Linked DNA regions of Homo sapiens: regions 2 and 3 are each linked to region 1. A link is an interaction called in ENCODE POLR2A ChIA-PET data of the cell type or tissue named here. Cell type or tissue: OCI-LY7. All regions are shown on one strand. Region 1 has its middle 44 kb from the start of BIRC2. Region 2 overlaps TRPC6 (transient receptor potential cation channel subfamily C member 6). Region 3 overlaps PDGFDDN (PDGFD downstream neighbor).

Evidence for each region. Peaks named below come from ENCODE experiments on the same cell type or tissue, not always from the same donor. Only the 100,000 strongest peaks of a DNase experiment are listed, where the experiment ranks them.
Region 2: POLR2A ChIA-PET joins it to region 1 with 6 read pairs; 1 of 35 experiments calls an interaction of 5 or more read pairs at or near these places.
Region 3: POLR2A ChIA-PET joins it to region 1 with 5 read pairs; 1 of 35 experiments calls an interaction of 5 or more read pairs at or near these places.

Annotation. Positions count from the first base shown.
Region 1 is chr11:102,389,661-102,392,160 of GRCh38, reverse strand. No RefSeq gene overlaps it. Among named protein-coding and RNA genes, the nearest start is that of BIRC2, 44 kb to the right of the region's middle. In OCI-LY7, CTCF peaks have their summits at 1,088 and 1,297 (motif pointing left); a DNase peak (open chromatin) is centred at 1,290.
Region 2 is chr11:101,509,345-101,511,844 of GRCh38, reverse strand. All of the region lies in intron 1 of TRPC6 (transient receptor potential cation channel subfamily C member 6), which reads left to right. Among named protein-coding and RNA genes, the nearest start is that of MIR3920, 9.3 kb to the left of the region's middle. In OCI-LY7, no CTCF peak of the experiment used is centred here; a DNase peak (open chromatin) is centred at 1,064; H3K4me3 peaks cover 635 bases; H3K27ac peaks cover 972 bases.
Region 3 is chr11:103,902,836-103,905,335 of GRCh38, reverse strand. PDGFDDN (PDGFD downstream neighbor) reads left to right here. Exons shown (of 4, transcript XR_947960.3): 1 at 1-656. Among named protein-coding and RNA genes, the nearest start is that of PDGFDDN, 2.8 kb to the left of the region's middle. RefSeq lists enhancers at 606-775, 1,196-1,285. In OCI-LY7, no CTCF peak of the experiment used is centred here; DNase peaks (open chromatin) are centred at 785 and 1,095; H3K4me3 peaks cover 2,229 bases; H3K27ac peaks cover 2,337 bases.

The sequences.
Region 1 (2,500 bases):
CCAGGACTGGCCCCAGACCAGGACCCAAGGAAAGGGTGAGTGAAGGAACTGTGGGGTACCACATTCCTGCCACAGGCCTCTGAGATCTTAGCTACAGAAGAGTTCCATGACCTCACAGACCTTTAGACTGGCAGAGGGAGCTAGGGAACTACGTGGAGACCACACACACACAGGTCACTTGAACTCATATAGAACCCCAAAGGCTTCTATGTGCTGGACAACTTAAGCAAAGCGTGACTCTGGGCACCAACCCCCAAGACTCTATGTCATGCCATAAGCTGCTGCAGCTGCTGCTGTCTGCCAGGCCAGGGAATGAGCACGGCCCAGGCACTCTCACTCTTATATGCCACAAAGACAGGCTACATCTGAGCATGCCCCATGCCTGCTCATCCCTCCCAAGACTGCCTGCCTGGCCATTCCCATGGCTTGTTGGGGAGGGAGGAGACAGGGGGAACCTGACCCCACAGTGTAGCCACCATTGCCCCATCTGAGTGTTTTGTTGGCAGCCTGGGGGCAATTTGCTCCTCCCTATCACAGCTGTTACTTGAGCCCAAGGGGCCAGTGGACAAGTCTGCTGACTTGGTACTTGTTCCCCAGGACTCAAGCACACCATCCAGGAGCATGGAGATTTATGATCTGATCTCAAGCAGGGTAGGAGCCCCCACTGTCAGAACCACAAAGAGCATGGTGTGGGTTCACGCAGTGGCAGGGAAGCATGGTGGCCCGCCCTCCATAAGACTAAAACAGAAAGGGTACGGCCTAATAACAATGGTTTCTGCCCCCAAGGAGTCACATGGCCTGTGGCTAGGCAATTTGAATGCAGTTGGCTTGGGACTAGCATAACCATTCTGTTCTGCTGCTGACAGCTAGATACTGGAGACCTACCAGCTCAGGGGTGTGGGAGCTGGGTGGGTCCCACTGCAATGTGGTACAGTGAAAACCCTGGGCTGTCCCAATTCCCCTGAATGGGCTCTGTAGCACAGGAGAGGCACCTCCCGGCCTCTCTGGAAGATTGCCCCAGTGGCCTGGAAGCTGACCCTAGACCCTTGCCAGCCACCTTGGCAGCAGAGCCGGGATGGGGACCACTGGGAACCCCATGGGCCCACTCATTGCCCAAGAATTCTGATACCTCTCCTGATTAACAAAGGCGAAGTAAAAATTTTACACCATCTCAACTACCGGGCGCCTGCAAGTGCCAGCTACTGGCTGGGAGGTCAACCTCCAGGGCCCATCACTTCTACTGACACCACTGGACAGTGCTTGGCCGCCTCTTTCCTGCAAGCTCCACCTACTGGCCCGTAGAGTGAACTGCACAACCCAATGTAATTCCTGCTGACTGAAGCACACAGCTCTGGAGAACGAGATAAGCCTCCCAACACCTCCACCTTCCCATCTCTGTAGGATAAAGTGAACCCGCTCACACACACAGTACACCATTACTACAACCTAAAAAACAACCAGCATTTGAGAAAACCACTACATTAAGGCTATTATTAATACAGAGCTTTGGCCCCCTAGAAACAAAGAGAAGCAGAATATGCACTTACCTTGCAATGCCCTACTTCAGAAATGAAGGAGAGATAAAGACTCTCAGACAAAAGCTGTGGGGGTTCATCTCCGCTAAACCTGCCTTATAAGAAATGTTAAGGGAATTCTTCCAGCTGAAAGAAAAGGATGCTAATTATTAACAGGAAAACATGAATATGAAATTCACTGGTTAAAAAGTAAGTACACAGTCAACTCCAGAATACTCTAATACCATAATGGTGGTTTGCAAATCAACTTATATCATTAGTATGAATGCTAAAAGACACAACTTTAGGCCAGGCATGGTGGCTCACGCCTGTAATCCCAGCACTCTGGGAGGCCAAGGCAGGCAGATCACCTGAGGTCAGGAGTTCGAGACCAGCCTGGTCAACATCGCGAAACCCCATCTCTACTAAAAATACAAAAACTAGCCGGGTGTGGTGGCGGGCACCCGTAATCCCAGCTACTCAGGAGGCTGAGTCAGGGAGAATCGCTTGAACCCGGGAGGCGGAGGCTGCAGTGAGCTGAGATTGCGCCACTGAACTCCAGCCTGGGCGACAGAGCGAGACTCCGTCTCAAAAAAAAAAAAAAAAAAAAAAAGGCACAACTTTAAAAAATAATAATAGCTATAATAATTTGTTAATGGATATATGATATAAAAATATAAATTGTGACATCAAAAACAAAATGGGGAGCATGGAGTAAAAGTATACAGTTTTTTTTAATGCAATGAAAATTATTAGTCTGAAATATCCTGTTATAAGATGTTTTATATAAGCCTCATGGTAACCACAAACTAAAAGCCAAGAGTAGATGCACAAAAAGTAAACAGTAAGGAATGAAAGCTTGCCACTAGAGAAAATCATCTAATCACAAAGGAAGACAGCAAGAGAGGAAGAAACAGAGGGTCTGCCAAACAACTAGAAAACAATGAACAAAATTGCAGTAGTGAGTCCTTATTTATCAATAATAA
Region 2 (2,500 bases), 880 kb after region 1:
ATTTTTGTATTTTTTAGTAGAGACAGGGTTTCACCATGTTGGCCAGGCCGATCTCAAACTCCTGACCTCAGGTGATCCACCCACCTAGGCCTCCCAGAGTGCTGGGATTACAGGCGTGAGCCACCGCACCTGGCCCTAGTTCCATCTTTAAAGTCAAGAAAATCTCTGCTTCTGGATCATGAACAAGTCACAAGGATGCCATTAAAAACACGGCTTTCAACTTCCTTTGTCCCCTGTTGAGCTCACTACTTATTTGAAATGAATATAAAATATTATATTTACACTAGAACACACTGTGGCTCAACCTTTATATTTTGTTCCTTTTTTTCTGTGTAGGGTTGTACATTGTAGTCGTTTGCAGTCAGGTTAATAGGGAACAAACAAGCTCTAAACTTTATTCCTTTAACGGGAGGGATTAATGTATTCCAGTTATGTACTGAGAGTTTACAATGTGTCCCTCTGCAAAGAGGGGTGAATTCAGTGTGAATAAGGCAAAATCATCATTGCTCTCATAGGACTAAGGAAAACCACTTTAATTGTTTATTGCTTCCTCAACCCCAGAGGAAGAGCATAGGGTATGTGCCCAGAGATTAAGTAGTCAGGGCAAAAACAGTGTCAGTGTTGTAAAATGAGAACAAATGACTTCTTTCATTCATCTCCCTAAAGTGGTTTGCAAACTTGCTAGTTGTGTATAATGTTAATCTCTAAATATCTGAGTCTAATTATTCCCATTGATAATTGTGCATGTAATAAAATGCAAATTCTGGAATTTCTTTTATTTCTACTTTCCTAGGATGAATCTACATTACGCTTACGGCTGACTACACTGCCTGGAATAGTTACATTCCATTTACAATTTTAGAACTTCTGCTGTAATAGAATTGCGCTTTAAAATATTTGTAAGGATTTTTAAAGCACAAAGTCAAAGTTAAGCTAAGAACTTAATATGGAGCTTAGTTTGTATAAAAGCAGTTCCATGTTATAAAAGTGTATCATAGTTGAACAGGAAGTAGAGAGAATTACTACACATGCTGTGGACTCTAGCATGCAATCCACTCTACTCAGAAGCTAATTTGCATTGCTGGCATTTTCAATAGAGATGGATTATTCCATCTCTCACTATCTGGGGCAACAAATACTAAAAGGACCAGGAAAATGAGGTATGTAAAAACATGGTTTTCATGACCTAATCTACATTTGAGTGCCATAGGGGTGGTGGCTAATTACTCTTTCTTAGAACCAGTATTTATATGTTGTGATAAACACCTTGTAAAAATACAGACATGAAAATGTAGGTTACTAATCTTTTAACCATGCTAAATGTGGCTAAATGGGTGAAGAAAATTTCTTAATAAATATTTTCATAAATAGAAGAGCCGAATTTGAAAAGTGTGCCCTTTAGCTGAAATGAAAATGTCTTTTGTTGAAGTAGTGCTATGGAGCTATGGGCTGAGTTGTTCCTCTTTTTAACAGATGATTTTGCTAGGTTTCATTTGCTATTAATGTAAAATTCTACAACATAGTTTTATAAAAACCATTTGCAGAGAGGTTTGTAATATAATCTAGTAACATCTAGTATCTTTCCTGAATTGCTTTCAAATATCTGTTACTTAAAAAGTTGTTTTACACATTTTGCTTTTGCATAGGAGAGGCAGGGAGTAAGCAACACCACTTGTGACATAAAAATACAAGTAGAATCTTTTATTGCTTCTCCAGGCTGCAGTTAAGAAAGATAAGGAGAGCAGCAAAGCATGCGTTTTGTTCTGTCAACAACATACAAGCAGCTTTTACTGTGTCTTACTACTCATGCAAGGGGTGCTGAATCCATTGGGCCTGCATTTGTAATATGCCTAAAACAATAAAAATTCATTGTGCCTGCTGTTGTAATATTCCTAAAGTAATCAAAAACAAACAAAAATGTATCAGATACATTCTGACTTTTCAGATACAGAATGACCAAGTTGTAATTCTGTCACAGACTCATATATAGTTGACAGAGTGCTAAACAGATTATGATAATCTAGGCCTTTTTATAAAAATGTATCTAAAAATTATATCATTGCATATGATTAATATGTGTGGTCACAACAACTAAGACAGAAGATGCTTTAAAACTGAAAAAAAAAATTCTACGGAAATATCTTTGCTGTTCCTTCAAGAAGTTATAGGTACAAAAGCCACAGTAATTTAGAAGGAAATAAGATACATCATTATGATTAGTGGCTTGCCAAGATAGAACTTGTCATTTTTCAAATAAATGGGCAGGAAAGTCATAGATTGTTATTTTAAAATCTTAGAATAAAAGATGTCACAACTCAGACATTCTATTTAGCTCAATGTAAACTTAGTATTGGATGAAAAAATAAAATTTTGTAAACCAGATTAAAAATTGAGATACAAGTAAAGTTGCTAATTCTTATTTTTCTTTCTTTAAAAAGACAAACAAAGGGCAGGTGTGGTGGCTCATACCTGTAATCCCAGTATGTTGGGAGGCTGAGGT
Region 3 (2,500 bases), 1.5 Mb before region 1:
AAATGTTAAAATCATTCTTGGATTCAATTTACATTTTAAATAATACCTACAATACAAGTTCCCTTTTAAGAACTAAGGTCTCTAACCTGTTTCTGGTTGAGGTCATAGTATAAATTTCTCCTCTTCAGGCCTTCTAGTGTCTTTCTAGACTTTCCTTTCTCCCTGTGTCTCCCACAGGCTTCCTTTCTCACCTGCCTCTACTTGTCAGTCTTCAAATCAGAGAAAATCAGGATCAATATCTGCTTTGGGAAAGACAGGAGATAGATCAGTCGAGGAGATCAACTGCATGGTTACCCAAGTGAGCAATTAATAGGGTAAAATTCCCAACTGCTTTAAGAAATCACTGCTTTTTGAGAGTCAAACACATCAGGTGCATATTTTTCAGTACTGTCCACTTTGGTGCAAACTTCAGGATATGGTGGTAGATATTTGTTGACTTCTGTCAATAGAAATTTAGCCACAGTCAATATGGGGAAAATTGACTAAATTACATGTTTCATTCATTCATTCAACAGCAAATACATTAAAGCCCGCTATGTATCAGACATGCTTTGAGGCTTGAAACACAAGATTCACAACAGAGGATAAAACTAGAGAAAGATATTCTAGGTAAGATCAACAGGAAGAACAAAGGTCTCCCAGCAAAAATGCATAAGGTAAGTGTGGGCAGTTCAGAAAATATAAAGTGATCGAAAGGAAAGAAAAGGAAACTGTAGGCAAATGAATTTAGTCTTTTACATTTAGTAAAGGAAGCTCCATGAGGACCTCTGAGCACAGTGGGGGCTGTATGTGTCATAGAGCACCAGACAGAAAGTTAGAAGGTCTTGGTTGTAGTGACTAGCCTGCCACTTTCTAAACCTATGTTTCCTCATTTACACACTCAGATATGTAAGATGTTCTGGAGGTGTCTTCCGGCAGAACAATTCTGCAATTCTGCATTTTCGAAAATGGGTCTACAGAAAGAGTAGGGATTGGGCTATGAGTTATGAGGCTCCTTGAAGTTCTAGGGGTGAGACAATAAGGATAAAGCGAGACTTCAGAGACAGGAAGGGAAGTTTGCCCCTGTGGTTGTTCAGGCTGTGCACTACAAATCTCTAGGGGTTGCTATTTGCATGAACTAAGATGACAAGACAGGTTAAGAGGTTTCAAAGTTCTTTGTGGTTGGATGGGCTGGAGGTGCAGGCTTGGAGATCTCCTGTAGGAAGAAGTCATGTGAGTTCAAGAGAATTCTTGTGGGAAAACCAGGGAGGCAGGAAGGAGGGGTGAATTTTGCAAGCATGTCTCCAAGAAGAGGAGCCAGGTCTTGTAACATTGAAAGGGAGTCATTCTCAGGGTCAAAGCTGAAACCATAAGAAGATACACAGAACCTGAAAGACCTCCATAACCATTAAGAGGGAAGAAGACTAGTTTCTAAAGCTCATAAAAATGTGTTCTGAAAAGGTATTAAGTACTGACTGAGGGCTAAAGGTCCAGCCCTGTGCTAAATACAGCAGATTCACAGGAAAATAAAACAAACGTATTTCCTGCCTTTATCAAGCTAGAGAAGACATTACATGAGGCTAGAGAAGACTAGACACTAAACAAATAATTACATATGTAACCCAATACATTTGTGAAAAGCAAAAGCATAATGTGTGATGACAGTAAAAGGTGGAATCCAGATCAGAGGACAAGGAAGGGTTCTGTGAGAAGATGACATTAGAGCAGGAACAGAAAGTTGAATAAATGTTAGAAGCAAAGTGAAAGGAGAGTGTGACATTAAATGGTAGCAATAAAAATGAAAAAAAATCTAGCTATATTAAAGAAATAGTTTGAATCTTTAATTTATCAGAGTTGGGGATATATTAGACTGAGGCAAAAGAAGATAGAAGATAGCAAGGATTTTTCCAAGGCTTCTGGCATAACAAACTGTGCAGATAGAGGTGCCATTTATTGAGATGGGGGACATGCAAAGAGAAGGAGATTTAGGATAGATTAAGAATTCAGTGTGAGGTATTAATTCCAAGTGACATTTGATATATCCAATTGGAGATATTAAGTAGGCAGTTAGGTCTGTGGGTCTGGAGCTAAGAAGAAGGGTCTGAGACAGATGTAAATTTAGAAGTCAGCAATATACAGTGGTATTACAAAACACAGGAACAGTCCAGATACTTAGGGGAGGGTGAAAACTGAAAGGGGAAGAATCACAGGGCAATTGTGAGAATATAAAAATGTTCTAAGTGCCAGAGGAAGAAATTGTTGCAAAGAGTCTGGGTCAGTTTTATCGACTATGGCAGAGAAGGTATGAGAAACACCTACAGATTTATCTGCTCAGAAATACTCCTTTCTTTTATTTTTATTTTTATTATACTTTAAGTTTTAGGGTACATGTGCACAACGTGCAGGTTTGTTACATACGTATACATGTGCCATGTTGGTGTGCTGCACCCATTAACTCATCATTAACATTAGGTATATCTCCTAATGCTATCCCTCCCCCCTTCCCCCACCCCACAACAGG